Regions from separate parts of the Mus musculus genome. Here region 2 is linked to region 1. Evidence: chromatin loops called from intact Hi-C (ENCODE). Cell type or tissue: left cerebral cortex. All regions are shown on one strand. Each heading gives the region's core, and the rest is flanking DNA. Links, peaks and the distances in the headings are about the cores only. Region 1 has its middle 26 kb from the start of Gm36570. Region 2 has its middle 180 kb from the start of F9.

Region 1 (16,816 bases), core at 4,989-12,988:
TCCGTTGGTCCAGTATTTTCTTTCTTACTTTGCTCCGTTCCCTACATTTTGAAATAGTAATATATATCCTATGCCATGATATGCTGAAAGTATGTAATCTACTTTTTGATTTTGATTATTTAGAGGATTACAATTAAGACATTAAATAAATCTCAGAAGAGGTTTTGAACTTTTAAACACTGTTAAGACTGTGATAGACTGCTAAACCTTTTGAAGTTGGACTAAAATATATTGTGCATTGTGTTATAGCTATAAGCTTATGGGGGCCACACAGTGGAATGTGGTGATTTGAATAGATTTGGCCCTAGTCCATTCATATTTTTTGAATGCTTTGCCCATGGGGAATGGAGCTATTAGGATGTGTGGCCTTGTTGGAAGAAGCATATCACTGTGGGAGCAGTCTTTGGGGTCTCTATGTTCAAGCTCTATCCAGTGTGAAATTCCAGTCTCTTCCTTGCTACCTTTGGATCAAGATTAGCACTGTCAGCTCTTTCTCTAGCATCATCTCTGCCTGGGTGGTGCCATGATTCCCACCATGATAATAATGGTATATAGTTCTGAATTAAAGTCAGTCCTGAATTAAACATTTTCTTTTATAAGAGTTGCCTTGGCCATGCAGTTTCTTCCCAGCATTGAAGACACTAACTGGGATGACCCTGGAAGGGAAAACACAGAAAGAAATGGCTCCAGTAACCACAAGATCATCTAGAATGACAGTCTTGGGTAACTCAGGCACTGTCTTAGTTTTGGGGGCCTCAGATACCATGCATAGCTTGGCCTCTAAAATATACTCTGTGGGTTGTGATTTATGTCCCATTGATCCAGGCTGTAGAAATGGAAATTCAGAAGGTTCTGTCTGAACTATCAAGATATTCAACTACGATAATACAGGAAAATATTCATTCCAAACTGACCCCATTAAACATGAAGCAATAGCCCTCTGCAGTCTGGGCACTCATTCTGGTTCAATTTCATGGTATTAATTGTAGGTGTTGTTGCCAAATCATGTCACATGAACAATATGTGTGGCAAGCACAACTGCCTAACAAACCTCAAATTTCTTCAGCCCAGAAATAAGACTTAAAGTGACTTGTAGCTGGTTGTTAAAGAGTTAAATGTTTTAGCTTCAGGCATTTGGAAATCCAGGCTGTGCTTATTTCTCAGGTTTATAAATAACTTAAACCTATGTAGGAGTTAATTAATTTGGCTCTATTCCACCCACAGTTTAGCTTCTTGAGAGAATAACTTGACCCTTCGTATACCCTATGTTCGTAGTTGTAAAGAGAACTCCCAATAGAATGAATAAAAGCTCATTTGCATTGTCTGCATTTGACTTCTTGTATACTTCCATAGAGAAGCTCTACAATGTCAGGTGCAGCACAAAATGTCAAAAAATACTACTTCAGTTAAGGACAAACACATGCATTGTACTATTCCTGGCTTTAGTTATTTATGACTCTGTCTTCGCTCTCAGTTGCTTTCTTTCTTTTTCTTGCTTCCCTTCTTCCTCTCCCCTCCCCCTTGTTCCCTTTCTTCTTCCTTCCAGCCCTAAACTGACATTCAGAACAGGGAGGTAACCTATGACTTAGGGAGAGTAATGGTGATTGCTGAAAGTACTCATACTCTCACTCCCTTCTGACCTCTTGCATCCCATGAGGATATTTTAAAATAAAAATATTGCCTTTGAGACATGAGGTCAGTTTCTTCTCCTCGGAGGTTGCCAGTGATTAAATAAGAAGTGGATGGATCATAGGGCTCCCAATGGAGGAGCTAGAGAAAGTAGCCAAGGAGCTAAAGGGATCTGCAACCCTATAGGTGGAACAACATTATGAGCTAACCAGTACCCCGGAGCTCTTGACTCTAGCTGCATATATATCAAAAGATGGCCTAGTCGGCCATCACTGGAAAGAGAGGCCCATTGGACTTGCAAACTTTATATGCCCCAGTACAGGGGAATACCAGGGCCAAAAAGGGGGAGTGGGTGGGCAGGGGAGTGGGGGTGGGTGGATATGGGGGACTTTTGGTATAGCATTGGAAATGTAAATGAGTTAAATACCTAATAAAAAATGGAAAAAAAAAAAAAAAGAAGTTACAAGAGTTTTCTCGGTTGTCAGATTCCCAGTGTGCAGGGACAAGAAACAATAAAAATTAAAAAAGACCACCTGTCATGCTGACAGATCTTCCCAGTAACACACCTAACTGAATCTGACAGTTTAGACCACAGGTAAGGGCTTTGAACCCAGCGTAACAGATGAAAATGAATAGAGTCATTTGATGTCAAAATGCAACTGACATGTGACTTCATAGAGAGCAGTCCTTTCTAATGCCATGGCCCTTGAACCATTCTGTCACCCCAGTCACTAAAAGTACATACCATCATCCATAGCACACCAGGGCTCAGCCCATTAGCTGTGATGGCAGAGTATGTTTTTGTTGACTTCATCTTTTGTGAGACCTAGGCTCGCTATGTTGTAAAGGATGCCCTTGAATTCTTGGTGTCTAATGGTATACCTCAATCTTTTAAGGAGCTGGAACTGTAGGTATATGCCACAATACCTGGCTCTGTTGACTTTTAGTTTTTAATTTTATGTGCATGGGTGTTTTTCTGGCATATATATATCTGTGTACCACATACATGTAATAGTCTCAGAGGCTGGGAGAAGGTATGGGACCTTGCTGGAACTAGAGTCGCAGATGGTTTAGAGCCACCATGTGGGTGACAAGAACAGAACCCAGGTCCTCTGGAAAAGCATCTAGTGTTCTTCAGTGGTGAGCCATCTTTCATACCCCATATATTGCATTTAAAAATCTATTCCTATAAACTAATAGTTTCTTCCATGTAACCAAATTTTATCATAAGTTTCAAAGCATAATGGTTGTGATCACTAAAAAAGTAGTCAAGTCATTTTTCCCAAAGACCTTAGAACCAGTTATCAATAGAGAGGTAATCTTCTATTTTCAAAATTAGAAAGCACACTGTATTTCACCACTTTTCTACTTTGAAAGTGGCACCTAGAATGTAAACAGGCATCTTTCACTTAGATTCTAATATTAGGTTTGAGAACTAAGTACCTGCCCCTCATTCCCAGATGAACTCAGGAGGAGAAATCATAGAGCTTACATTTGAGATCTCATATGTTTAGACTTCAACTACAATTAATGAATACTTGTATCAATCACATATTTATGTGTAATATTTCATATCAGAATCATTTCAGTAAGGCAGTAGTTTATCTATCCTAATTTTACGTAAAAGGAATTTTCTTACATTGTCAGCTCAATAAATTGTAACTTTCCACAAGGTCAGAATTAAATCCAGGCTTTCAAGCTAAAACCTGGGGACCTATTCAATACATTATGCAACTTTAGGCAAAGTTTAAGGTAATTTGCTTTGACTAAAATCTAGCTAAAATAGTTACATTTATAGACTAATATACCTTATGTGGTATTGATTCCTCCTTTGCTAATATCCTAGATTTTATATTTATCAGCAATTTAGAATATGCATATTATACCAGGGGATTGTTGAAGTTACAAGATCATTAGTAGGTCCTGACTGCCACCACCCTCTTGGCTTTTAATACATTAAGGTGAAATTTTGTCCTCTGTATAAAACAGGCAATTCCACACATGGGATTAATTGGGATTGAAACTAAAGGGATTGAGACATAGATTGAACTACACTTATTTGTGTAGAGATGGAGGTGCCTCAAGCTGTGCTTAGAGCATAGGCTAATTTCTTGAGCCTGTTCCAAGAAATTTCTATATATCTAGTGGCATAGAACAACACACTTTTATTTGATTCGACCTTTGAGGGCTACATATCCAAACTGCAGTTGGCAGTTGAGTCATACAGCTTCCTCTGAAGCATCCGGGAATGAAACTTTGTTTCTTCTACTGTTAAAGGACTCTAGACACTCTAGACTCTTCTGTCACGTCTCAAAGTCTCTGGGCTCTCCTAACACCTGATGGAATTAGCTGCAAACCATCCTAGATCCATTTGCTCACTGAAGCAGTAGTATTAAACAGAGTAAAGATTCGGGATTGTGACAGAACTGGGTTAAATATTACTCTTGCATATACTGGTTATTTGACCTGTTTGGCTATTTACCTGAATCTCATACTGAAATGAGGAAGAATCTGTTTTTATTTGAGGCTCATGGGAGATGGGCAAAAGACCAAGACTTAGGTTTAGTGCCTACCTTTGTCACCTGCTATACAGGTAATTTAGAACAAGAAAAGAAGTACTTAAATCCTGTATTGTGGGTTGAATAATATACAGAACATCTTGTCACTCACATGTATGTTGAAATTTAATAATAAAATGTACAGAAATTATAGTTAGTAGCAAAAGTTTATCTTAAATTTATTGTTATTGCTAGATAATTTTACAGGGTATTTATTCTAAGACAGATATATTCCTATGTATGATGGGCATGAGCAATACAAAGATGTATCTTTGTCCTCCTGTAATGAAGTTTGACCACCAAAGGTGAAAGAATATTATTCTGAGAAGCTAGCAGCACCAGTGGAATTTTGCCACTTAATTACACCATTATAATCATGGTCACTTTCCACAGTTCCCTAATTATTTCCATGGAATACAGTTTAAGTTATCTTTAGTTTGTGACAAAAATGTATAAGTTGGAGGAATTTTGAAAGAGATGAAGAAGCTAGCAGTGAATTGAGTTTTAAAAACCCAAGAAAAACCCAAGATTTTAAATACAGTGAACACTTCAATATCACAGCCGAAGCCTAAAGCTAATGCCTTGTCTGTCAAAATTCACAAATTTTAAATATGTCCTGAAGACAAATAGAGACATGTGTGTGGCTAACAACTGAGCCCTTTTAATTGCATTTCATATTTCTGACCAAATGCTTATGAACCTACTTGCTTACATATATATGAAACATTTTGAGCATTTGGGCATCTGTGTTGAACACAGAAATCATTTTCTTATATAGATTTCACTATTTATTAAATACTATAAATGCTCTAGAAAGGATTTAAAGTAGATAAGCTGATGTGTTGAGATTATATACAAATATCACACATTATTCATGAGAGTTCAGCATGAGCATAGTCTCACATGTATGAGTCAACTTGAAACTAAACCCTGCAAATTCTGAGGAATAACTACACTTTCAACACATTAGTCTCACTCCATATTCTCACAATAAAAAATATATAGAAGAGGTAGCATTCATAGGTAAACTGATGTCATTGTGATAGCCCACAGCTTATGTGTGGAGGAGTTGTTAGGAAGCTAGGCTGAGAGTCCCTTGGCAGAGTCAAAGGAGGCTCACCAGAAAAATGCCTTAGTTACATTTATGGTTTAATTTCATTAAATGTCTTCATTTAGCATGAATGCAAAGGCTTGTATGTGGAAGTCAAAAGACAAACCCTAGAAGTCACTTCTCTTTACCAAATGGGTACTTGAAATTGAACTTGGAACTTTTGACTTGGCAACAACTGCCTCTACCCATTGAGCCATCTTGTCAGTCCTTCAGATACATTTTGAGTCATTATAAGTAGAAATTTTACCAATGCCAGAGAGCAAAGTCATAGAAATTGGCAAATATCAAAAATAAAAGCTTAGGGCAAAAATGTTTTTTTCTTAAGTTCTTGCCCTATCTTGGCAACAGTTCCAAGTCCATGGATAAGGTATGTACAAGGATAGAGCATAGAGGCATTAGGTCTTTGCTTCAGTTAGTCACTAATCAGCCAAGGGTGTAGTGGGGTTTTTTGTTTTTGTTTTTTTTTTTTTGTATTTGTTGTTGTTGTTGTTTTGGGTTGGTTTTTTTTGTTTTGTTTTGTTTTGGGTTTTTTTTTTGTTGTTTTTTTTTTGTTTTTTGTTTTTTGTTTTTTTTTTTTTTTTTTTTTTTGAGACAGGATTTCTCTGTGTAGCCCTGGCTGTCCTGGAACTCACTCTGTAGACCAGGCTGCGCTCGAACTCGAATTTTCGCCTGCCTCTGCCTCCCAAGTGCACCACCAATGCCCTGCGATTAGTGTTTTCATATGCCTACAAATCATATGTTGAAATCCCTGTCCTCATGTGATGGTATTAGAAGGTGGGTTATTGGGAAATAGTTATTCTGTGCAGGTGGAAGACTCCTGATATGAGTTACATTATGAGAAGAGGTCCAAGATACAGTTCTCTCTCTCTCTCTCTCTCTCTCTCTCTCTCTCTCTCTCTCTCTCTCTCTCTCTCTCTCTCCTTCCCTCCCTCACTCTCTCCTTCCTTCCTTTCTTTCTTTCTTTCTTTCTTTCTTTCTTTCTTTCTTTCTTTCCTTCTTCTTTCTTTCTTGTTTATTGAAAATACAAGATACACTCCCCCTTCAAAATACAACAATCAAATATGAAGAAAACAGTATACAGAAACAAAAGACAAATACCTCCCCCCCACACACACACACTCATATGATGCTCATGATTTTCTGCTATATTTTTGTTTATTAAAAATGCATATTTTGGGCTGGGGATAAATAAATATTGTAAAAAGAGAGAAAATACAAAATTTTCTCTCATACAATAAATCCTGACCACAGTTTTCCCTCCCTCTACTTCTCCACCCACATCCAATCTTTACAAGATACACTCTTCCTCTGTTTCCCTTTAAAAAAAAAAGAGTAGGTCTCTAAAAGACAATAAATATGAAAACAAAACAGGATACAATAAGAAAAAACAAGTGCCCTCAAGGCAATCCAGTAGAAGGAAACAAGTCTCAAGAGCAGGCAAAAGAATCAGAGATACCCGTGCTCCCCCTGTTAGAAGTCGCACAAAGCCACAAAAGTAACAGCCATAACATACACAGAGGACCTGGTGCAGACCCATGCAGACTCTGTGCTTGCTGCTTCGGTCTCTATGAGCCCAATGAGCCGTGCTCAGTTGATTCAGTGGGCCATGCTCTCCTGGTATCCTCCATCATCTCTGACTCCTCCCCCTCTTTCAAGAGTTCCCTGAGCTCCAACAGGAAAGGACCAATGGAGACATCCAGTTTAAACTCTCTCTCCACATAATATCTGTCTGTGAGTCTCTGCACCACCTGTTCTCACCTCCAGCCAGAGAAAGCCATTCTGATGACTAAATAAAGCACCAATCTTGTAATTTCATTCTCAGGTCTTGAACAGTTTTATTCATTTCCTTTAACTGTTTGGTTGTTTCTCTTAGCTTTCTTTGAGTGATGTATTCATTCCCTCCAATTATTTGTTTGTGTTTTCCTGGATTTCTTTGAGGGATGTATTGATTTCCTTTTAAGGACCTTTATCATCTTTGTATAGCTGGTTTTAAGATCTTTTTTCTTGGAGTTCAGCTATCTTGGAATATTCAGGACCTGCTGTAGTGGGCTAGCTGGGCACTGGTGGAGTCATTTCACTTGCTGTTATTGATTGTGTTATTACACTGGTGTTTACATGTCTAGATGTCTGCATTCTAGGTACTGATTTCTGGGTTTGTGTTTATTGTGTTTTTCTGTTCTTTGGTTTGTTTCCTCTCTGGATTTTTAGAGAGTGGTTGGGAATGTGTTGCCTGTTTTACTAGCCTGCTCTGCTGGTGTGTGCATATGGGGCAGGATGCTTGCTGGTGTGGAGGCTGGAGGAAGGGAAGAATATAATCTGTGGGATCCACAGGAGGCATAAACTGGGGGACGAGGACTGCTGCTGGCATTCAGTCTCGGTGCTACTGGTTAGAAGTTTTTATTTGAGGGAACAGAGAGTGTGAAGATCCACAGACAACCTCTCATTGGTTTATTTTCTACCCTATGAAAATATATCAGTAAGGTTATCTTTATGCAACCTGGAAGAACCTGAGCATGCAAGCCCCCTGGTTTTGAAATATCTCCACTGTGAAAAATAAATATCTGATGCTTGAGCCACTCAACCTATGAGAAGCTGTAGCAACAGCCCTAATAGATTAACATGCTCAGTATCTGTTTCGGGAAGCAGCATCCTTTCTCTTTGCAAGAAGATCTTGGCTACAAAGGCCAATGGTTCCTTGAAATGTCTACAGCCTCATCTGCCTGATTAAAGGTTAATTCCAATATTAATTAATCATTCCTCATTTCATTTCTTTTCAAACATTTTCATAGTGTAGATAATGAGGAGAAGTCATCTCCTTTGAAAAGTCAGACAAGAACCAACATGGTAGAGAAATTAATCTAAAATTGTTGCAATTTAAACTATTAAGTGGGCTGATACTGGCAGTTTCATTTGGGAATTCAAGATTTCTCTGTTTCTCTAAAGGCAGAAGAAAGCATTGGTTTACTGGACAGACTTTTCAAAGTTAAAAAGAAAATTAACTAACTATTGTATTCATGTCTTCAAAGTAGTGCTTGTAGAACTCAGGCTTTATAGTTGAAAATTAGAAGTAGCTAATGAAATTCTAGTGTTAATAGGGACTCTCTGGCTTGCACAAATTCACACAGTTCCTCAGAAATATATTTAGCTGGACTAAGTTCCTGAAAGATTTCAGATGCATTCTGTTTGGTCATTACTGCTCCTTGGCCTTGATAGTAAGTGATGTTGGCTCTGGGTAGGTATAAGACATCGAGAAGTCAAGAGCAAAGATAGGTAGGAGAATCATAACTGAGTCATAGAGGTATTTTTAAAACAAACAAACAAAAACAAAACAAAACAAGAGCACCAAAAAAACAAAAACAAAACAAAAACAAAACAAAAACAAAAACAAACAAACAAACAAAAAAACCTACTGCTTGAAGCAGGTACTGTAGATTAGAGAAATCTGGAAAGCGAACCCTGAATGGAAAACCCTGGGAGAGCAAGTTGAGTAATGCATACCTTAGAAAGAGCAACTATACTTGTTTGTTGATTTTTTTTAACTTTTTGAAACAGCATGTCTTACTACATAGTTTTGGCTAGTCCCTAACTTTGTATGTATACCAAGCTGGTTTAAAACTTTGGAAGATCATTTTGCCTTGTACTCTGAATGCTAGCCTTGTGTACCACCATGCCCAGCTCCAGTGGGCTTTTTACTCCCTTCAACTAAATCCTTGTTTTATAGGAGCAACTGCGAAATCAAAAGGAATTTGGTTGGAAGGTTTATGGACTTGGTTCTTATCATATTGTGTTTGAATTGCTTATTAGCCATCTATGTGGAGGTGTCAGGTAGTCAATTGAACAAGTTAGTGGAAGTGTGAACTAGAGATATAGCACACATAATCTTTCAAACTGTTGGCTTGATTAAAGTTATGTGAAAGGGAAAAATATGAATACTGTAAAATAGACTGAGATGAAAATTCCAGTGAGATAAAAACACATGTAAATGCATAAAGTGTTCAAGAAACCAAGGGAAGAGTAGATCATATCAAAGATGAAGTAATTGTTCATAGTATGTTCTACTGTGAGCTAAAGGAAAAGTTTGGAAGAATAAGTATCTAATCATTTGACTGCATGAGGATTGTTAATGATTTTGACAGAATTCTTATCTCTAGGATCTGTAGGATGAAAATAGATCAGTGTGAGCACAGTTTATAAAAAGTAGACTGCAAATAATGGCTATTGACTTATAAAAGAGATTTTGCTGTGAAGCAGTGATATCAAATGGAGAAGCGAGGTGGTACAAAACTGTTTATATGTTGGACATGCCTATTGGTTGTTGAAGATGGTTCTACAGAGAAGAAAACTGACATAAGACCCAAGAACAAAGTTCTAGATGGAGAGATATAGTCAGATGAAATGGGACTATTGCTAGTATGATGTTGTGGTAGGAAGGGACAAATGTAGACAAGTAGAGAAATAAAAGTCCAAACATGGGATTACAGATAGTTGAGTGATGTGGGAAAGAAACCAAGCTTTCCAAAGTAAAATAAAGATAGTAGGTTTCAACACTGGACACAAAGATAAGAAGTTCATTGTTGACATTTGCAAGTTTGAGGATTGATTAAATGATGATGAAACCCAGATGGCAAGTTAGAAGACTTTCAGTGGTTTGTATTAGAAAACTTTAAAAGGCAGTAGTGAAAGGCAGTAGTGGGAGTAGCTATATAAGAAGATGATGGGTTCTTTTATTTATTTCAGTTGAATGACAAGTACGTTTTAAAATTGCACTTGCTATTGAGATAATTATCAGAAGCAGTATCTAGAAACCCATTGCACAACTCCCTAGATTCCCTCAATTGTAGCATCCCATAATTACACAATACAATTTGGATATTGATATTCACAGAAAACATCAATTGTACCTGGAGTTCTACAGTATCACCTACATTTGCCTCTGTGTATGCATATGGATTTCTGAGTAGTTTTCCTTGTTTTGTATGCTAATTCATTGATAATTCTTTCTGGTATCACGAATTTTAGCTGTCTCAATAACTTTGTAGTGCTAACTTGCCATGGTTCTTTTTTGTTTTGTTTTCCAGACAGCTAATGGCATTTTTTCCAAATCGTTATTTGTCATCCATCTATTATCTTTGTATCTTTGTGTATCTTTGTATCACAGTATTTACTTATGTCTTTTGTATAATTTTGAGGCAGAAAATGTGATTTTTATTTTTGAACTTTAACAATTCTCTAGCATTTACTTGCTTTTCATGTTTCTTTTAAGGTATTTTTATAAATTCTTTGAAAATTTCATAGAAAGTATTTTGGTTATATTTACTCTCCCCAGATCCCCTACCACATCTGTACCAACCCAACATTATGACATATTTCTCTATTTTTCAATTCATCTAGTACAGTTTGAGTTCCTGTGGAACTTGTCCTAAGGTGTAGTTGACCTACCAGGGTCACATAATTAAAGACAGTTTACCCTCCTTCTAGCAGCTAATGCCATTAGCTGCTCAGCTATGAGTGTAACTGTGTGGTCACCTTTCCCTTCTCCATGCTGAGATTTTGATCTGACTTGAGCCTGTACATTTTCATGCTGTCACAATCCCTGTGAGTTCATATATGCAGCCCTGTTGCATCTGGAAAGCACTGTTTCTTTGAATGTATCTACAATTTCTGGCTCTTAGTATCCTTTCCTCTCTCTTCCACAAAGAACCCTGAGCTTTGGAGTGAGGAGGCTGCTAAAGATGTCCCACTTAAGGCTGAGTATTCTGTAGTGTCTTGCTGCTTGCAGTGTGGCCAGTTGTGGTTCTCTGTTAATTACTTTCAGCTTATTACTTTTTTTGTAATAAGGAACTTATCTGATGATTCACCATGTATCTAGCACTAGCTAAGCTAGCCAATAGGAGTGAATAACGGCCTGGTCTATCCATACTCTAGTCTCAAATATGTGCTATTTTCAGCAGTAGGGTCTAACTGCCCACTTCTGTACTATAGCCAAGAACAATGGCAATACCCTGTAATGACTTAACTTTTTTTTTTCTTTTTCTATGGAAGCCACTATTTAAGAATCTTCTCTAAGCAGTCTAGAGTCCCAAGAAGAATAACAGACAGATATGTAGTTTGCAAGAATTTTTTTCAAGAGTCATTCTCTTCATATGGTCTTTCATAAAAAAACAAACAAAAAAGACACCTTTTAAAATTCAGTATTTGAGAAATATTTTTCTGCTGCTTTCTGGTTTCCATGGTTTCAGATGAGTAATCCACTGTCATTCAAATTGATGTTCCTTTCTGAGTAATGTGTGTTATCTCTCTAGCTCCTTGTAAGATTTATTTTTTGTCTTTTTTTCAGAATTTTAATTGTTTTATGTGTCACCGATGATTTCTTTGGGTTTATCCCATTCAGAGTTAGCTTCCGGAATCTGTAGGAGGTATAATTTTAATCAAATTTGAGGATCTTACACTCATTTCCACACACATTTTTTTTCAGCCCCATTTTCCTCATCATCTTTTAAGGTCCGTATGATGTGAAAGTTCAGTCTTATATTGGTTTGCTGCTTGTTCTTTTTTTGTAGTTTCTGTTCAGATTTTTGCATTTGATTCTTCTTTTCTCATATATACTGCTGCCACCCTATGTAATCTCCCCTTTACTGTTAAAATTTGATTTAAAATATTGTAGTGTGCACCTCTAGGATCCCCATTGGGTTCTGTCTTCTAATTCTCTGAAATTTTGCTATTTTTCATTTGTGTCACCAAAAGGATAAATAAATGCTGCTACATGTTTTTATAATGGGTGATTTAAAATCCTTGCACATAATGCTAAATTAATGCAGTATTAACATGGCCTAAATACTCACTACTTCATTTTAAAATTTCTCTAGTTTTTTTGTATGACACTTGAATATTTTGAAATATGCCCTATATATTTTATTAATATATTCAGAAGATAGAGTTCTACGGAAATCTCTTTCGTTGAGTGGATATTCAATAAGCAAAGATAGGGTATGGTGATCTTGTCCTACTTAGTGGGTTATGATTTTATTTACAGCTTAGTTTTTCCCCATAGCTTCCCTCTTTTAAAATATACTTTATTTAAAATAAAACTGTATTATTCCCCCATTTCCTTTCCTCCTTTCAACCCCACCCATTCATTCCTATCTTCCTCTCAATGACCAACTTTTCTTTGACTCTTATTGTTACATATCTATATCTAGAACATAAACATACACATGCAGTCTGCTGAGTCCATCTTTGTTGTTTGTGTGCATATTACTTTAGAGCTGACTACTTTGTATTAGATAACCAATTAGGGGACTCATTCCAAAGATGGCTAGCACTTTCTCTGTACTAATTATTTGCCTTAGTTCTTTGTCTATGGCTGGGAATTCATGAAATTTTCCACATGGATGCCTAAATAAGTCATGAACAATGGCATCTTAGATTTTAGATCAGTGCTGTTTTGGTCAGCATAGACCATGAAATATTTCAGGATCTCTAATTGTACTTATGGGTGAAGGAGAGATTTTTTTGAAGGCAAATAGCTAACAATAGCTTTCTTGGGAAAGCCTTTCTCATTATTTCTACCCATTTACTCTATCATTACATGGCAGGAAGAAGAATGCAATCTTAGGTCTGTTTGTTCCTTTTATGGGGACAAATATTTGTCAGGCAGAAGGTAGAATCTTCTTGCTTGGTTTAACCTGATTTTCTAATGTATCTTAAAGGAGTATATGTGAATTGTAGAGACAAACATTGTAGATCTCTGGGTTACAGTGGCTGGTCCCTGCCAGTGCTGTAAGAGTGCTCTGAGTTTCTAGGGGATCGAAGCTCTGGTAGGATGGACAGAGAATACATCCCTTGACTGATTATTGTGAGGCAGATGCTTAATCACTCCTCCTTGCTTTGCTGCTTGTGTCAGGATCACCTGATATTGTCAAAGGGTTTCTCACGTCCTGCAACAAGAAATTAGCCTGCTAGTTGTTCAGCAAGGAATTTAGGAACTGATGAGCTGCATCCCATATTTGTTGGGAGCATGAAGTCCTAAGATATCATGCCTCTTCTCTAGTCCTTTTTATAGGCAGCTGTAAGCAGCCTTTTGGGTTGCCTCTTGACATATTTCCATAGTTTGTGGTTGTATTTTGTGCAGAGGAGTATGTAGATTTGCTTCTATACTTCTTTTTTATCTACACAGGAGGCCTGTTACATAGTAATTGTACAAAAACACTGTTCTTCATTGTGACATTTTCATATATTTGCATAATATGGGTTCACTGCCCTACCCTTTCTGTCTCCTTTCCTAATTCTGGTACTTATCATTTTCTCAAATAGTCACACTGCTATTTTCATGTGTTTTTGTTTTAACTTAGATTCCACATTTGAGAGGCAGCATGTGTCATTAACTTTCTGAGTCTGGTTTATTTTGTTTATTATGATGATTCCCAGTTCTGTCTATTATTCTACACATGATATGATTTCAGTCTTCATTATGGAAGAATGCTTCATTAGGTGTACCTCATTTTAATTATTCATTCACATATTGAGAGACAGCTACATTAGTTCTATATCTTGACTACTGTGAGTACTATAGTAATGTATATGGACACCGTTAATGTTTACTAGCATTTATTCCTTTGGATATATACACCAAAGTGAAATAATTGGATTCAATGGTATTTCTAGTTTTAGCTTATTTTGTAGTAGCTATAATAATTCATACAAATACAGTTTGGGGGTTCCTTCTCACGTCATCCTAACCAGGATTGTTGTGAATTGGTTCTTGATGGGTTTTACTTGATCATCTCCTTTATTTTACAGATTTGGGATTTGCCTTATTCTTAAGTTTATGACATTAAAATACCTCTGTGAGTTATTTATTTGCACTCTATATGATATTTATTATTCTATATCCTTCTATCTCTGAAATTATATATTAAAATTGCCATTTAAGTACCCCAAAGGTTCTAATAATGTATGTTTGGTTTTCATTTAATATTAGTAATGTTTATATTTTCTTCCTGTTTACGCCAACAAACAATCAGTGTACTGATTGCTCAAAAGTAAAATTTTAACTTTCCACATGTTTATGTAGTTTCTTTTGCTGTTTATAACTTTATTCTATTATAATGTATATAAAAACTTATTTGATTTTTTCTAGTTATTAACATTTAATTTATGGTTTAAAATGCAGTCTACTTTTGTATAACTTGTTTTGTCTGCTGAGAAAATACATTCTTCAAGTGTTGAATGCAATGAATGAATTAATGAATGAATGAAGTCTGTTATGTACCTTTGGTAAGTTAACACCTTCAATTGTCAGTCCTTAGGTGCTACCTGCCTTTGTGTGTGTTTGTGATAGCTTCTGTCACTGACCTGGAACTCACTACGTAGACTAGGCTAGTTGGCTAGGTGGTCATATGCATCATGCCCAGCTTTGTAAGTTCTAAGAGCTAAGTCTTTATGGCTACCAGGAAAGCACTCTACCAATAGATCAATCTTTTTAGCCTTAATCCTTATAGTTACCCATTCCCTTTATTAAGATATGATGACTTTTAAAATAAAAGATTTATTTTATTTGTAGTTATATCTAGTTGTGTTCATGTGTGTGCGTATTTGTGTGTGTAGGCACTTGTGGACGTCACATTTTTTGGGTACCTCTGGAATTACAGGTAATTGTTACCCTCCTGATGTAGGTGATTGGAACTGAACTCAGGTCCTCTGGAAGAGAAGTACCTGTTCTTAATCACCGAGCCATCTTTCCAGACCCTCAGGTGACCTTCTTTTTTTTTTTTTTTTTTTTTTCAAGACATCAAGACAGGGTTTCTCTGTATAGCCACCACACCAGGCTCAGGTGACCTTCTTATCTCCTCTGATTAATTTTGTGTTGAAGTCTATTTTATTAGTGACTCGTGCACCTACTATTCCTGCTTATATTGGGGTTCCATACTTGATGTATTCTTTTACAATCAGGACATATTTTTTTGTGATCCTTTGTTTCTTTCAAACAGAAAACAGTTGGATCTTGTTTTGAGTGCATCCTGCTAGTCTGCAGTGTTTATGTAGACACTGGAGACTGTTTCCATTTACCAGTATTGATGAGAAGGAGCTTCGTATTCATAGACTTCTTGCCTGGCTGTCTCAAGTTCATTATCCTCTCCCTACCCTTTTCTTTACTTTTAAAAATTATTTGATTCTTAATTATGTGCATGTGTCTGTGCATGAGTGTGTGCACATTAAGTGCAGATGTTTGTGGAGGCCAGAAAAGGGCCTCAGATACCTGTTACTGGAGCTACAGGTAGTTGTAATCACCCTGATGTGGTTGCTAGGAACTGAAATTAGGTCCTCTGCAAAAGTAATACATAGCCTTAATCAGTGAACCATCTCTCCAGCCCACTAGTGCGTTTTTGAAATGTAACACATCATATAACCACTTCTAGAACAATCTCTAGAGCAGTATATGGAATAATCTGGAAAAAATTACTATAACAAAGGAAATGGTGTTCAAAACCTCAAAGGAGCATATCGCTAGCTTATCATCTATTAAGTTCCATGTTCAAAATTATAAAATAACTTCACCCTTCTACTGTTAACTGGAAGAATCAACAGATGCACTGCTGGGCCCTTAGGACACCAACTCCTTTTTTCTGTCCATTCTTACTGTCCATTTAACACTCCATGGACAACCCATAGTCTGATGTAGACAAGTTCTCCAGAATCTGGCTCCCAAGCTACAGTCAAAAGTGAAGTGCATATTTAGCTTCTCATTTCAATGGTGCAGAGTCTTAGCCTCCGGCAACACTTCTAGAACCTTGCTCATAGCAACCATCCTCACATCCATTTGACAGAATTCAGAGACACTTCAGATCTGCCTTTGCAGCTAGAGGATGCCTCTTTGGCATGACAGCCATGTGCATTTTAGCAGAGCAGCTGCTAATGCTAGTCCATGAGTCCTCAGGACCTTCTGTAGTTCTGTATCCAGGAGAGACCAAAGCAGAAGGCACTTGTACAGCATCCATGCTGGCCGACTGTTGCAAAGTCCACCACAACTCAGTCCTAGATGAAACCATTTCTTCTAAGGGCAGCAGATGAAAATCAGGCACTAATCAAGACTCAGTCCCTTCTGAATTTCCCCCACAAGACTTTCTTGATTAGTGCTCACTTCCCCTCTGCTGGCCACTGAATAGAGCTCGATGACACCTTCATTCTGTTCTTGTTCACCAATAATGACCATCAGAGGAATGTCTGTTTTCTCACAATAGTGCAACTGGGTTACAGTTTAGGGTTGTTTTATAAGGCATCTCTGCCTTGATCCCTGCATCCCAAAGTTCTGCAATTATCTTCAAATGTTCTCAAAGAAAGTTGTTCTGGGGTATGTCCACAAACACTTGGGTCTCTGTGGTTTGAACCTTCTCACCAGAAATCTTCATCTTCTGCTCCACAAGGTAGAAGATTCTCTCTACTCCAATGATCAACCTCACATAAGGCACATTACGGCCTTGGAATCAAACTGGGCTACCAGCCTGTTATAGCACCTGCC
Region 2 (16,816 bases), core at 4,254-12,253, 610 kb before region 1:
GAACCTTGAGCACATGGGCACAGAGAAAATTTTCCTGAACAGAACACCAATGGCTTATGCTCTAAGATCATGAATTGACAAATGGAAACTCATAAAATTGCAAAGCTTCTGTAAAGAAAAGGACAGTGTCAATAGGACAAAATGGCAACCAACAGATTGGGAAAGGATCTACCAACCCTACATCCAATAGAGGGCTAACATCCAATATATACAAAGAACTCAAGAAGTTAGACTCCAGAGAACCAAATAACCCTACTAAAAATTGGGTATTTACAGAGCTAAACAAAGAATTTTCAACTGAAGAATTCTGAATGGTTGAGAAGCACATGAAAAAATGTTCAACATCCTTAGTCATCAGGGAAATGCAAATCAAAACAACTCTAAGATTTTACCTCACACTAGTCAGAATGGCTAAGATCAAAAATTCAGGTGACAGCAGATGCTGGCAAGGATGTTGAGAAAGAGGAACACTCCTCCATTGGTGATGGGATTGAAAGCTAGTACAACTCTGGAAATCAGTTTGGCAGTTCCTCAGAAAACTGGACATAGTAGTAACTAAGGACCCAGCTATACCACTCCTGGGCATATACCCAGAAGATGCTCCAAAATGTAATAAGGACACATGTTCCAGTATGGTCATAGCAGTGTTATTTATTTATTTTTATTAGGTATTTATTTCATTTACATTTCCATTGCTATCCCAAAAGTCCCCTACAAGCTCCCCCACCCACTCCCCCACCTACCCACTCCCACTTCTTGGCCCTGGCGTTCCCCTATCCTGAGGCATATAAAGTTTGCACCACCAATGGGCCTCTCTTTCCACTGATGGCCGACTAGGCCATCTTCTGTTTCATATGCAGCTAGAGACACAAGCTCTGGGGGTACTGGTTAGTTCATATTGTTGTTCCACCTATAGGGTTGCAGTTCCCCCCAGCTCCTTGGGTACTTTCTCTAGCTCCTCCATTGGGGGCCTTGTGATCCATCCAATAGCTGACTGTGAGCATCCACTTCTGTGTTTGCTAGGCCCCGGGAATAGTCTCACAAGAGACAGCTATATCTGGGTCCTTTCAGCAAAATTTTGCTAGTGTATGCAATGGTGTCAACATTTGGAAGCTGATTATGGGATGGATCCCCGGATATGGCAGTCTCTAAAGAATGAATTTATGAAGTTCCTAGGCAAATGGATGGACCTGGAGGGTATCATCCTGAGTGAGGTAACCCAATCACAAAAGAACTCACACAATATGTACTCACTGATAAGTGGATATTAGCCCAGAAACTTAGAATACCCAAGATATAAGATACAATTTGCTAAACACATGAAACTCAAGAAGAACGAAGACCAAAGTGTGGACACTTTGCCCTTCTTAGAATTAGGAACAAAACACCCATGGAAGGAGTTAAAGAGACAAAGTTTGGAGCTGAGACGAAAGGATGGGCCATCTAGGGCAGTGGTATTTATAATAATAGTCAGAAGCTGGAAAGAACCCATATGTCATTCAACACAGAAATGGATACAAAATTGTTGTACATTTACACAATGGAGTATTACTCAGCTATTAAGAACAACAATGAATTCATGAAAATATTAGGCAATGGATTGGACTAGAAAACATCCTGAGTGAGGCAACCCAGTCACAAAAGAGCACATATGGTATGCAGTCACTGATAAGTGGATATTAGCCCCAAAACTTGGAATATCTGAGATTCAATTCACAGACCACATGAAGCTCAAGAAAAAGAAAAACTGAAGTGTGGATGCTTCAGTCCTTCTTATAAGGGGGACCAAATACTCAAGGGAGGAAATATGGAGAGAAAGTTTGGAGCAGAGAATGAAGGAAAGGCCATCCAGAGACTGCCTCTCCTGGGGATTCATCCCAAACCCAGACACTATTGTGTATGCCAAGAAGTGCTTGCTGACAGGATCCTGGTATTGTTGTCTCCTGAGATACTCTGCCAGAGCCTGACAAATACAGAGGAAGATGTTTGCATCCATCCATTGGACTGAGCACATGATCCCCAATGGAATAATTAAGAGAAAGGACTGAAGGAGCTAAACGGGTTTGCAAGCCATAGGAAGAACAACAGTATCAACCAACCAGACCCCCTGAGCTCCCAGTGACTAACCCACCAACTAAAAAGTACACATGGAGGGACACATGGTTCCATCCAAATATATAGCAGAGGATGGTCTTCTTGGACATCAATGGGAGGAGAGGGCCTTGGTCCTGTGAAGTCTTAATGCCCATGTGTAGGGGAATGCCAGGGTGGAGAAGTAGGAGTGGGTGGGTGGGTGAGCAAACACTCTCAGAGAAGCAGGGGACGGGGTGGGGAAGTGATAGGGTCTTTCCGGAGTGGAAACAGGGAAAGAGGGTAATATTTGAAATGTAAATAAATAAAATATCCAATAAAAAAGTGCAAAAAATAAAAGAAAAATAAGCTTCTTTATGAAGATTGCAAGCAACAGAAATCCGTGGATTTAAATATAAATATTTAGAAGATAGTTATCAAACTGATCATTTATTGAAACCACAGTACACCTTTGACCTACATAACCCCGTGTTTCTGATCAGTCATGAATTTATTTCAGTGGAACAGGCCTGAAATCCAAGTACTTGAATGTGATTGATTACCTCCATAATAGTCATGCCATTGTTACAAGAGTGGATATAGCTTGAGTGGCAGGTTAGTATTATAACACTCAGACATTAATCCCTTTTTTGATCTAGAAGCCTGTGTGAATGTGAGGAAAAAGGAATGTTTTTTCACCACTGGTTAGAATGTAAAATAATGAAGCCACTTTGGAAGTCTGTTTGGAGGTTACTTGAAATACTAGAAATAGAACATTCATATGACCCTGCTATTCAACTCCTAGGTACATACTCACAGGACATTATATTCCATACCACATACTTGTAAATGTATGTTTAGTAGTACTCCATTACACACACACACACACACACACACACACACACACACACACACACACACACACACACACATTAGCTAAGGAATAGACGCATCCTAGAAATCTAATGACATGGTTGAATAAGAAGAAGTGATGCATGCAAATAATGGAATTTTGTTCCACTTTGAAGAAAACTGATATCATATAATTTGCAAGAAAATGGATGGAATTGAAAAAATATTATACTGAGTGAGGTAATTCAGGCTCAGAAAGACAAATGCCACATGTTTTCCCATATAAGGATTATAGTTTTGAGTTTTTTGTTTTATGTATTTAACTTGCAATGTATGTAGAAACCATGAACTCTGGAAATAGGCCATCACAGATGGTGTCTTATGAGCTAAGGGATAATAGAATATACGTAAAATGAAAGGAGAAGAGGGAGGCTATTGCAGGTGGAACAGTTCAAGCATGGAGGAGGCTGGAGGCATAGGTGATGAGTTAGCCAAAATGATGTGTCTAAAAAAAGGATATATGGAAGCCTATGGTCACAACTCAAGTGAAAAAATAATATTAGAGGGGTTATTGAAACATATATAAAATAAAAAAACAAGGAATTACTGGGGTTTAAAGGTTTAATTAAGGATGAGGGCAGGGGATATGGGAAAAGAGGGTGTAATTAAAAGTTAACCATTGTTAAGGATATATGAAAGCCCACTAGTTGATAAACTAATTTCAATGCTGCTCACAGAAGACATGAAATATTAAACAAAAATCATACTACCAGTCATGGGGCACCTCCCTACAAGTTATTGATAAAGAGGATGAAGAACTCCCTCAACACAAGCTGCTACTACAGCTCTTGGTTACCTTTCAGAACTAAGTGGTTAGGACCTATTGTCGAAGACAATGTACACTGGTTTCAGAACATAAGCAATCAGTCTCAAGCTGACCACAAATTTCCCTATGCCAGTGCCTGGCAAATACAGAAGTGACAGTACTAATGAAATTTAAAAAAATTTTTTATTAGATATTTTCTTCATTACATTTCAAATGCTATCCCAAAAGTCACCTATACCTTCCCCCCGTCCTGCTCCCCAACCCACCCACTCCCACTTCTTGGCCCTGGAGTTCCCCTGTACTGGGGCATATAAAGTTTGTAAGACCCAGGGACCCCTCTTCCAAATGATGGATGACTAGGCTATGTTCTGCTACATATGCAGCTAGAGACAAGAGCTCTGGGGGCACTTGTTAGTTCATATTGTTGTTCCACCTATAGGGTTGCAGAGCCCTTCAGCTCTTGGGTACTTTCTCTAGCTCCTACACTGGGGGCCCTGTGTTCCATCCTATAGATGACTGTGAGCAGTCACTTCTGTATTTGCCAGCCACTGACATAGCCTCATACGAGACAGCTATATCAGGGTCCTTCCAGCAAAATCTTGCTGGCATATGCAATAGTATCTGGGTTTGGTGGCTGATTATGGGATGGACCCACGGGTGGGGCAGTCCCTGGATGGTCCATCCTTTTGTTTTAGCTCCACACTTTGTCTCTGAAACTCCTACCATGGGTATTTTATTCCCTATTCTACGGAGGAATGAAGTATCCATGCGTTGGTTTTCCATTTTCTTGTGTTTTGGAAATTGTATCTTGGGTATTCTAGGTTTCTGGGCTAATATCCACGTATCAGTGAGTGCATATCAGGTGACTTTTGCGATTGGGTTACCTCACTCAGGATGATATCCTCCAGTTACATCCATTTACCTAGGAATTTCATAAATTCATTCTTTTTAATAGCTGAGTAGTACTCCATTGTGTAAATGTACCACATTTTCTGTATCCATTCCTCTGTTGAGGGAAATCTGGGTTCTTTATGGCTTCTGGCTATTATAAATAGGGCTGCTATGAACATTATTACCAGTTGGAACAACTTATGGGTATATGCCCAGGAGAGGTATTGCTGGATCTGCCAGTAGTACTAAGTCCAGTTTTCTGAGGAACCACCAGACCAATTTCCAAAGTGTTTGTACCAGCTTGCAATACCACCAATATAGGAGGAGTGTTCCTCTTTCTCCACATCCTTGTCAGCATCTGCTGTCACCTGAATTTTTGATCCTAGCCATTCTAACTGGTGTGAGGTGGAATCTCGGGGTTGTTTTAATTTGCATTTCCCTGATGATTAAGGATGTTGAACATTTTTTTTTCAAGTGCTTCTCAGCCCTTCAGTATTCCTCAGTTGAGAATTATTTGTTTAGCTCCATGCCCCATTTTTTAATGGGGTTATTTGAATTTCTGGAGTTCAGCTTCTTGAGCTCTTTGTATGTATTGGATATTAGTCCCCCATCAGATTTAGGATTGATAAAATTCTTTCCCAATCTGTTGGTGGCCTTTTTGTCTTATTGACAGTATCTTTTGCCCTACAGAAGCTTTGCAATTTTATGAGGTCCCATTTGTCAATTCTTGATCTTACAGCATCGGCCATTGCTGTTCTGTTTAGGAATTTCCCCCCCTGTGCCCATATCTTTGAGGCTTTCCCCACTTTCCCCTCTATAAGTTTCAGTGTCTCTAGTTTTATGTGGAGTTCTTTGATCCACTTAGACTTGAGCTTTGTACAAGGAGATAAGAATGGGTCAATTCACATTCCTTTACATGATAACAGCCAGTTGTGCCAGATCCATTTGTTGAAAATGCTGTCTTTTATCCACTTGATGGTTTTAGCTCCCTTGTCAAAGACCAAGTGACCATAGGTATGTGGGTTCATTTCTGGGTCTTCAATTCTATTCCATTGATCTACCTGTCTGTTGCTGTACCAGTACCACACAGTTTTTTATCACAATTGCTCTGTAGTACAACTTCAGTTCAGGCATGGTGATTCCCCCAGAGGTCCTTTTATTGTTAAGAATAGTTTTTGCTATCCTAGGTTTTTTTTTTTATTCCAGATGAATTTGCAAATTGCCCTTTCTAACTCAGTGAAGAATTGAGTTAGAATTTTAATGGAGATTGCATTGAATCTGTAGATTGCTTTCGGCAAGATATCCATTTTTACTATATTAACCCTGCCAATCCATGAGCATGGGAGATCTTTCCATCTTCTGAGATCTTCTTCAATTTCTTTTTTCAGAGACTTGAAGTTCTTATCATACAGATCTTTCACTTCCTTAGTTAGAGACATACCAAGTTATTTTATATTATTTGTGACTATTGTGAAAGGTATTGTTTCCCTAATTTCTTTCTCAGCCTGTTTATCCTTTATGTAGAAAAAGACCACTGATTTGTTTGAGTTAATTTTATATCCAGCTACTGCACTGAAGCTGTTTATCAAGTTTAGGAGTTCTCTGATGGAATTTTAAGGGTCACTTATATATACTATCATATCATCTGCAAATACTGATATTTTGACTTCTTCCTTTCCAATTTGTAACCCCTTGATCTCTTTTTTTTTTTTTTGTCTAATTGCTTTAGTTAGGACTTCAAGTACTATATTGAATAGGTAGGGAGAAATTGGGCAGCCTTGTCTAATCCCTGATTTTAGTGGAATTGCTTCAAGTTTCTCTCCATTTAGTTTAATGGCTGCTGGTTTGCTGTATATTGCTTTTATTATGTTTAGGTATGGGCCTTGAATTCCTGAACTTTCCAAGACCTTTGTCATAAAGTGGTGTTGGATTTTGTCAAATGCTTCCTCAGCATTGAATGAGATGATCATGTGATTTTTTTCTTTGAATTTGTTTATATAGTGGATTATGTTGACGGATTTCTGTACATTAAACCATCCCTACATACCTTGGATGAAGCCTACTTGGTCATGATGGATGATCATTTTGATGTGTTCTTGGATTCGGTTTGCAAGGATTTTTTTTAATTAATATTTTTATTACATATTTTCCTCAATTACATTTCCAATGCTATCCCAAAAGTCCCCCATACCCTCCCCCCCACTTCCCTACCCACTCATTCCCATTTTTTTTTTGGCCCTGGCGTTCTCCTGTACTGGGGCATATACAGTTTGCGTGTCCAATGGGCCTCTCTTTACAGTGATGGCCGACTAGGCCATCTTTTGATACATATGGAGCTAGAGTCAAGAGCTCCGGGGTACTGGTTAGTTCATAATGTTGTTCCACCATAGGGTTACAGATCCCTTTAGCTCCTTGGGTACTTTCTCTAGCTCCTCCATTGGGAGCCCTGTGATCCATCCAATAGCTGACTGTGTGCATCCACTTCTGTGTTTGCTAGGCCCCGGCATAGTCTCACAAGAGACAGCTACATCTGGGTCCTTTCGATAAAATCTTGCTAGTGTATGCAATGGGGTTTGCAAGGATTTTATTGAGTATTTTTGCATTGATATTCATAAGGGAAATTGGTCTGAAGTTCTCTTTCTTTGTTGGATATTTGTGTGGTTTAGGAAATTTATTTTTTAAATTGTATTTATTTGTCAACAACATACATCAAATTTCTTACATGTGGTTTGTGATCACCAAATTGGACAAAATAGCTCTAAGTGAAAACTAGGTCTGTTTTAATTTTTTACCTTTGCATTGTTAGATTCAAGATATATTGGGGCAGGAATGGTTTAGTGATGTCTTCTCAAGATTCACTTAGAAAACATTGACAAAGATGGGAGGATTATATATCACTAAACATTTATTTTGTTTTAGTATGCATAGAAACAGACATAAATATAAACAAAGATGGTTAATTTATGGGTAGTGGGTTTTTTTATTCTTACTTCCTCCCCCCCCCATTTTCCAAGTGATCTGGAGTTGGGATTTATAGCCTTTGTATTTAGAGTATGATATAGTAAATATGATTAAATGTTCCCTCAGGTATGATTTTTCTAAAAAGACAAAACAAGGAAGGCATCCTTTCCAAGGAATCTGTAAGCAGCTTCCAGAACAATCGCTAACTTGGCAAATGGGGGAAAGCCCAATGGCAGGCCCCTCTGGAGTATGGCCCAAGCATAGCATGTGTAGATGCTCTACCAGCTGCTTCCTCACATCAAATAGCTAACAACCCAGAGCTCCAAAGCCAAGTCATTTCCTGCTGTCATCATTGATGAAGCCTGTACACAGATGGAGAAGTAAATAAAAGGGAGCATTGGTGAGTTTCTATATTTGACCCAGTTACTATTTTTGCCAAATAAGGAGGAAAAGCTTAGAATTTCAAGCATGAGGAAATAGATCCTGATGGTGTGAGAAACATCTTGCTGCTCTTTTTTAGCCCTTTCTAGATGTTTACTTCCTTCATGGAAATCAGGGCAGAACTTGACACAATATATATAGACTCAAAGTTGTAACATTACGATGCAACCTGGAAAAGAGGGGCTGTTTGAGACAGTGAACAAACACACCGATTGTGTGTGTTTAACTTGACCTATCTGAGGACTCACTGGGTAGGCACAAGGCCAAAACTTTATAGCTATCATTGCTGAGCTTTCAAATTTGGACTCTGAGGCAATTTAAGGAAGTAGGCTTCCAGTGAAAATGGTAACCACTCCTATGAGCAGTGGAGTGTTTCATGCAGTCTTAATTCTGGCTCAGCCAGATGAACCGAATGACCATGTGTTTGGCATGATCTTACTCCTCCTCTCAGTTTCTTGCCACCATAATCCAGCACCAGCAGATCTTTTGTGCGCCCCAATTTTTCTTTCTAGTGTATAATGTTAAGGGTTTGTCCTTTGATGCTTTCCAGGGTTGCTTATGTTTATTTCTTAGAGGCTTATAAAAGGCTGAGAATTTGTATGGAACAATGAAGGTATTCACACATTGTAAATGAGGGCTTGTTAAGGCAAAGTTGACATACATGGTCTTTCCAAGACCTTATTGCCAGCAAACAAGCAGATACTTTCCATTGTCTTGGATTGATGAATGAGTCTTCAGAGACAAGTGCTTACTTCAACACAGCTGAAGGGACGTGGCTCCTAGGTTCTAGGCCTAGGTGTATAACAACAAAGGGTAAATTATGTTTTGCCTTTCGATTTTGTATTTATTTTCAATGTTTATTTTTAGTTAGGCCAAGTCTAGGAATATTTAAAAATCACTTCTTGAAATAGCTTTTGTTCCCTGAAATTGGAAAACCTAAAATGCTTTCAAGATGCTAATCATTATATTGATAGTTATAAGATGTTCTGTTTATTTAATACTCAGAAATGAAGTGAGCAGGAAATAGACCCTCTGGAGTCCTGAGGCTTTTTGATGACTATACTCAGCTTGATTACGTTGGACTTGATTATATTGGCCTGTTAGTCAACTTTCTGTTACTATAATAAATACTCAACATAACTAACTTATAAAAGCTTAGGAGTTATTTTGGTTCATAGTTTTGAAAGTTTTGGTCCATGTTTAATTGCTCTCATTTCTTGATTCTCTAATTTCTCATTTGGGCCTGCGGGAAGAAAGCACATCACGGCAAGAGTGTATCACAAAGGAAAAGTCCACAGACACAGGGCAGAAAAATCAGCAATGAGGACCAGGCCAGGGTCCCATAATCTCCTTCATGATATACTCTTAAGATTTCTCACTAAATCCCACCTCTGAAATGTTTAACTACTTTACTTCCTGAGGATCAAAGCTTCTAAAATATTGGTCTATGGGTGATGCATTTCATAGTACAGCCTTCAAATTCATGGAACCAAAAGTTTATATCCATCTCAAAATGCAAAGGACCTTCAATTCATACCCAAGAAGACCCATAGTCTTAACTCAAGCACTGCTAAAAACTCTAAGTCCAAATTATTTTCTGAGATATAAGGTTCATGACATGTGAGCCACAATTAAATGGAAAGATATAATGGTGATATGAGCACAGAGTAAACATTCTCATTTCACAGAAAGGAATAGGGAAATAATAGCAGGTCAGTGCAAAGCAAGACTAATACCAGGCAAGGAAGCATTAAATCCTAAGTCTCCATACACAGCATCTAGTACCCAGTCGCAGGGTTTATACTTGCAAAGGATTACAGCAATTCTAGCCATACCCCATGTCTAGCTCTGATCGCTGGCAAAGAGTCAGTTAGCAAGCATTGTTCATTGTAGGTTCCCAGAACTTCTTGGGATCTCCACGGATATTTTGGCTTACTTCTCTCAGTTCCATATATCACCCAGTTGGGAAATACTTACATGGCCTTGGATCCTGTAATATATTGTGTAGCCACTCAGGTTTTCGTTTGGAATATTAATTGGAATCTCTATACCTCATAAATCCTGTATATTGCAGGTAAATTCCATGGGTAATGCCGGGGTCCACTGCCAGCAGGAACCCACCATTCCTCAGCTCACTTGAACCATGGCTGTTGTAGATTCTGATTGTCTTGGAACATAATCATAATTAAAAGAATTCCTAGGCAATTTTTGTTACCCAGGGTCACCCTGGCTTTCTTCAGAAACTCAGATGCTCTGGGACACCTTTTAAACAAATGTAGACTTCATTTCTCACTTCTTCCACAGTCATTGTATATTCCTTAGAGGCCACCAAGGACAACACTGCCCTTGTGTAAAGAACTTATTTTAATAGGCTACTAACAATATTATTGTCTCTGGCCAACTACTACAGTGCTCCCTTTTTGCCCATACTATAGATTTTTAAAATATTTCTACTCTGGCAGTCTTTGTAGCTGATTCTCACAGTAAGTTTGGCTAGAAGCAGCTAGTGGTGTACATGTTGTTTCCAGAACTGTTTTGCTACCTTGAAATGTCCTCTGCCAAGTAAATTAGTCAAATACTTTAACCTTGACCTCCCATAAAGTCTTAGGGGCTACCTTCATATTCTTTGCCATTGTGTAAGTCTAATAATACACTTCCCCATATAACCTTCAGTTGCATTGGAACTCTCATTAGCATGGTCTTTCCACATTTTATCATCAGTCAGGTCTTATTAGGGCCTATTAGAATAATTCACTGAGCTCTGCTCGTAACTTCCATAAAGCAGTTGCAAGGCAACTTGATGTGTATATAGTAATGCCAAAGATTCCACTTCTCAGTACCAATTTTATTTTTATTAATAAATAAATTGTATTAAGTTTATTAGATTTCCATTAGTTTTATTAGGTTTACTAGGCCCGAGTCAAGAAACTTAGAAAGGTAATTGTATTTGGGGAGCACAGTTTTACAGGTTCTAGTTCATGTTCAGGTGGTTCCATTTCATCTGGAATGTGATAGTTCTGGAAGGCAATAGTAAGGAGCACGTGGCCAAGTGAAACTCCTTAACTTATGACCAGAAATTAAAGCAGAAAAAGAGGAAGAAACTGGGGTCTCTGAATATATTTCACTGGAAACCAATTCTTTTTCTTTTTTTAGTTATTTCTTTTATTAGATATTTTCTTTATTTACATTTCAAATGTTATCCCCTTTCCTGGTTTTCTCTATAACCCCCTCCCCCTCCTCACCAACCCACCCACTCCTGCTTCCCTATCCTGGCATTCCCTTACACTGGGGTATCTATCGAGACTCCACAGGACCAAGGGTCTTTCCTCCCATTGATGTCCCACAAGGCTATCCTCTGCTACATATGCAGCTGGAGCCATGGGTCCCTCCATGTGCACTCTTTGGTTGGTGGTTTAGTCCTTGGGTGCTCTGCGGGGTCTTGTTGGTTGATATTGTTTTTCCTCCTATGAGGCTGCAAACCACCTCTGTTCCTTGGTGGACACCAACTCTTAAAATTGGACTCCCTTTCCATATCACCTGCTTGGAAACTAAATTTCCCACACATAGGCCTTTAGGAGACAAAATTATTGCCCAGACATGAAATGGTTTCTACAAAACATCATTCTGTAGATGGAAAGTAGCTCTAAAGTAGTGGCTGTTCCTTATTTATTTTATATGCAACATAGATACCGATGGACTTGGTAACATCAATTTTAGAGGACATTTTCTTACCTCTAATATAGAAGTGCCTCAAGGGTATTATTTATAGCAAATCCACACTAGAATAATCAGCTCTCTGTTGTCTAGGAACCAGCTCAAATTATGCCAAGGTCGCGGATAGAATCTCAAATGACCCATTTGGTTTTTGACAGATGCTAGAAGCTCCTCTAGTGTTTGCCATGTTGCAAATGCACTGTGCTCATAAAAAGACTGGATCTTGGTGTCTAACCTATCTGAGGTTTTATGCAAGAATTTTATAGTAGGAAAGCAAGGACCTGAGGAGTGTTCAGAGCTCTAGACTATAGCAGAAGAAGAAAACTAAAAAGGCAATGAATCCAGATACAGTGGGTTTGACTTGTGGCTTTACTAAAATCAGATGTCCCAGTCACATGACATTTATACTTTAAACCTTAGTTTCGTTATCTGTTAATTGGGCATAATAACACATAGTTCACAGTATTGGTAAGAGTGGGAGAAAAATCATTAAATACACTGAAGCATAGCATGTTGTTTAAGACATAGTGAGTGACCAGATGGGATATCTAGAGGTTGTATATGCAAATGCCCTCCCTGCCTCTTGGCAGTGAAGTTTGTGATGTTGGAGGAGATGGAAGACTTTTATGTTTCATTTTACTACATAATGCTGATTTAAAATTCATTTAAAATTAAAAAATTAAAATTAAAATTCATACCTTACTTTGATAGTGTCTGTAAGCACCAAAAGGCACAAAAGGTAAAGGAAGTCAATTGCTATGGTATGGTCCTAGTTAGTGTCCAAGTAGGCAATAAGATCAGAGGTCACCCAGATTGTTCCCAATGACTGTAAGGATAACAATGTTACCATTACACTATGAGGGCTCTTCAAGTTTCTTTACATATTTTCCAGGGCAGGATTTCATATTTGGGCTATTTTGCTTTTCATGCATTCAAATTACAAAATTTTTCTTTGTATGTCGAGCCCAAATCTGTCTGCTTATGATGCCTTTCTGTTGGGACTGCTTAATTTCTTTCACAGAGTCACCCACAGTAAGCTTATTGGATTCTACTGTATCCGATGCCTTATCACAGTTTTTATATATTTAAAAAAGAGATATCATGTCATTTTGAAATTACATCTTTTTTTGAGACCCCCCAAATGTTTCAGTATTTATAGTTTCTTCCTACTGTCACAGATTGTGTTCTATAGAAGTTGACGTTGAAAGGACCTTTGAGGTATAAGATATTTATTATTTATCAATACTTGTAAGGGAATGGGAGGCGAAAGTAGGGGTTGGAAAAGGAAGACATTGAACTGTGATTCAAGTTTTACATAAATCTCACCTAATTAACTCTAAAGAAAGTATTTCCTGTGAATGCTGCTCATTGGTAGGCTGAAGTGGCCATCCATCACACACAGCCTCTGTCTACAACCAGGTGTAGAGAAAGATGTCACATTGGGTGAAGCAGAAGTCTATAGTTGAGTCTTTCTGTTTACCGCTTCATCTAGGCACCACATACTTCATTGGAGACAGACTTTAGTGAAGACATCCATATGTGTACCTTTTTGTCTACTGTTCACTGTACCAGGTAGTTTCACACACATTCTGCACATAGTTCTTCTATGTGCAAGCGAGTCACTGGCCCTCTGTTTCTTCCAACATAGAAAAGATGAGAGGTGAGAGATGTTGATTGGATGAATTTCAGCTCTGTTACAACAGCTTCCTTTAGAATCTCAATTGATATCTTGTCCCTCTTTCCCTGTCTGTTATAAAATCCCACCGCCAGTTATTTCCTCCGTGATCCTCATCTCTGAAGGCTTGACATCTCTGAAGGCAACCAGTCCTTACTTTATTTATAGTCATACTTGGGTAAAGGATTGCAAAGAGATGTTCCAATACATTACTTAAATTCTATACCATTGCTTAATGGTAGTTCTATTTTTGACTCAAGTTGATTTTTTTCCAGATGAAACTTTTCTTGCTCATCATGAGAAATAAGAAGTTCTCAGTACCCAAGTTGCAGCTATGACCTCTCTCTCTCTCTCTCTCTCTCTCTCTCTCTCTCTCTCTCTCCAGGGTTTTTTTTTTTCTGTATAGTCCTGGCTTTCCTGGAACACAGTTTGTAGACCAGGCTGGCCTCGAACTCAGAAATCTGCCTGCTTCTGCCTCCCAAGTGCTAGGATTAAAGGCATGTGCCTCCACTCTCAGCTCCTCTTTGTCTCTTGAGGTATGTTTTCCCACTTGGAAAATCATGCCCTCTGAGTTAACAAAGCCCAGTATTTCAGGGATAGGAAGTTCAAAGTACCTCAATAGGGTAGGTGGATTGTATTGGCTGGCTGGTTTTGTGTCAACTTGACACAAGCTAGAGGTATCTGAGAGGAGGGAATCTCAATTGAGAAAAATGACTCTATATGATTGGGCTGTAGGCAAACCTGTAGGGTATTTTCATGATTGGTGATTGATGTGGGAGAACCCAATCCATTTTGAGTGATGCAATTCCTGGGATGGTGGTCCTGGGCCTTTTAAAAATGAAGACTGAGCAAGCCAGTAAGCAGCAGTCCTCCATGGCCTCTGCTTTAGTCCCTGACTCCACGGTTCCTGCCTTGAGTTCCTTTCCTAATTTCCCTTAGTGATGGAGTGTACTGAGAGCTGTAAGAAATAGACCATTTCTTCCCTAAGTTGCTTTCAACCATGGTCTTTTTGCACAATTATAGAAACAGTTCAGATTTCTGGATGATAATGTCAGTTATACAACATAGTCCTGGAGTTTTCAAGGGTCTGCATTTTTCCTTTTCCAACTGCACCATTATTTATGAATGGTTATAAGCATCTTTGGGAAAGGATTTAGGGAAATCGTTATGATGCACAATTGATTTTTGCAGACCTTCTTTCTGTGCCTCATTCTCTTTTATTCAATGGATTTAGGTCATAAAACTAACAGGTTTATGAATAGGTCCAAGAATTATATCACTTTTATTGAGGTAACTTGCACTAGTCTCAAAGTAATTAGATGTCACTTTTTATTTGTACAAAACCAAGTAGCACCCTTCTTCACTACCAGTCTCTTTTGCCTGTAAAGATTTTACAAACAATTTTACATTCTAGTAACCATCTTCCTAATACCCTTGTGGATCAGAACTTATTGACTGCCATGCTGACCTTGCTAGTCATTAAACTCCACGGTTTTGTTTCTATAGTTTTGACATTTTGACACCACTCAGCTAGATTTGGTGACTGATTCTCTTACATCAGCCCTAACATGCACAGTAGATAGACCTCTTAAGATTCTGGTGATGTTGCTACTTCTATTATCAGAACCCTTCCCTTAGTATTGACACATAATGTGCCTCCAGGTCCATTGCTTGGATCATAATCACATAATGATTTTTTTTCCTACGTTATAAAATAGATCTAACCTACAATGACTATTTTTCTGAGCCTTTAAGTATTTCTTCCACCATCTACATTAGCATTTCCACTCATTCAGTATGGGCCATTATCTTTTCTACGTTATCTATAATTCATACCATTTTCTGGGTTCCTCCTCATGGTGTAAAATCTTCCAAATTTAGATAACACTTGTAAATCAATAGATTCTTCCACATTCAATTTGCCTTGCCTTTGTAAGTCACCAGTACAACTCAGTTCTATGTGTTAGTCTCTGGGCTCTTACTGGTAAATACTAGATCATTCTTGTGGCTGCTTTGCAGTAGAATTCCTTTCTTTCCTTATCAGATTCAGCAATTTTTAAAACTCAGGGTTATGCTTCATTGTAATCTGAGTGACAGGCCTTTTTTTGTCAGAAGAAGTGTTTATGGATAGAGAACTAATTCTTACCAGGTTGAAGGAACACTTCAATAAACTTGCAGAATTCAGAGGTATTTGAGTATCACCATTAACTTTTTTAAAAAAAAAAGTGTGTAGCAAAGGATGGCCTAGACGGCCATCAATGGGAGGAGAGGCCCTTGGAATTGCGAAGATCATATGCCCCAGTACAGGGGAATGCCAGGACCAGGAAGCAGGAGTGGGTGGGTTGGGGAGCAGAGCGGGGGGAGGGTATAGAGGGCTTTGGGGATAGCATTTGAAATGTAAATGAAGAAAATATCTAATAAAAAGAGAAAAAATAAATAATTTAATTTAATTTTATGTGCATTTGTGTGAGGATGTCAGATCCCTTGGAATTGGAGTCACTGATATATTCTTTTAGGATAACAGTAGCATTTGGTTCTACTCTAGATCCCTGACCTATCTAGTCTCAGGTTCTTGGCCACACAGGAAGCTTTAGGTATGGGTTTCATCTCATATAGTAGGCTTTAAATCAAAACAGATCTTTGCTAGTTATTCCTTCAAGCGTTGTGCCACAATGACAGCAGTGTATCTTATGGGGAAGTCACCACAGTAAGATCTAAGGTTTTGTAGCTGGGTTGGTGTTTACCTTTCTCTTTAGGTAGCATGCGAAATGATTTTCAGTACTATGAACACCAAGGCCTTAACTGTCAATTTGTGGAGAGCAAGCAATAGCCTTGGCAACAGCGTGGGTTGTTTGAGGGTTCCCATGGGACCCTTTTCACTAATGACTTGATTAAATGTAACCTATTACCAGAATTAAGTTTCATTTGGTGATAATAGATGCCCATTTGGAGCTCTCTCTCCTCATTATTTGAAGATTTCATTTAGATCACATTCACAAATGTATATATTTTAGGAAGTATCCCCTGTTTTAGATTACTATATTACTACTCAAATGGTCTTTCTGTCCCTCCCTACATCCCATCCCTTACTTATCTCTTCCCTTCTGGCCTCATTTGATTTTCCTGTTCCAGTCCCCATTCCTCATCCATCCAAAAATATCTCTTCTACTTCCCCTTCCTAGGGATATCCATCCTTCTCTTCTAGTCCCTTGCTCTACACCTAACTTCTGTAATTAGCTTGGTTGAATTAACCATTAACATCCACATATAATCATATATAATATATTATATATAATACATATATACACACCATATTTGTCTTTCTGAGCTTCAGTTAACTTCACTCAAGATGATTTTTTTCTAGTTCTATCCATGTGCCTGTGAAT

The links. Hi-C counts contacts between places; a loop is a spot of excess contacts. Peaks named below come from ENCODE experiments on the same cell type or tissue, not always from the same donor. Only the 100,000 strongest peaks of a DNase experiment are listed, where the experiment ranks them.
Region 2: it touches region 1 in a loop (2.6-fold over the local background); 3 of 42 quality-filtered maps call a loop at or near these places.

Annotation. Positions count from the first base shown.
Region 1 is chrX:59,197,210-59,214,025 of GRCm38, reverse strand. It overlaps a transcript of Fgf13 not described here and the pseudogene Gm14890. Among named protein-coding and RNA genes, the nearest start is that of Gm36570, 26 kb to the right of the region's middle. In left cerebral cortex, for the core only: no CTCF peak of the experiment used is centred there; no DNase peak of the experiment used is centred there.
Region 2 is chrX:59,809,075-59,825,890 of GRCm38, reverse strand. No RefSeq gene overlaps it. Among named protein-coding and RNA genes, the nearest start is that of F9, 180 kb to the left of the region's middle. In left cerebral cortex, for the core only: no CTCF peak of the experiment used is centred there; DNase peaks (open chromatin) are centred at 7,990 and 8,234.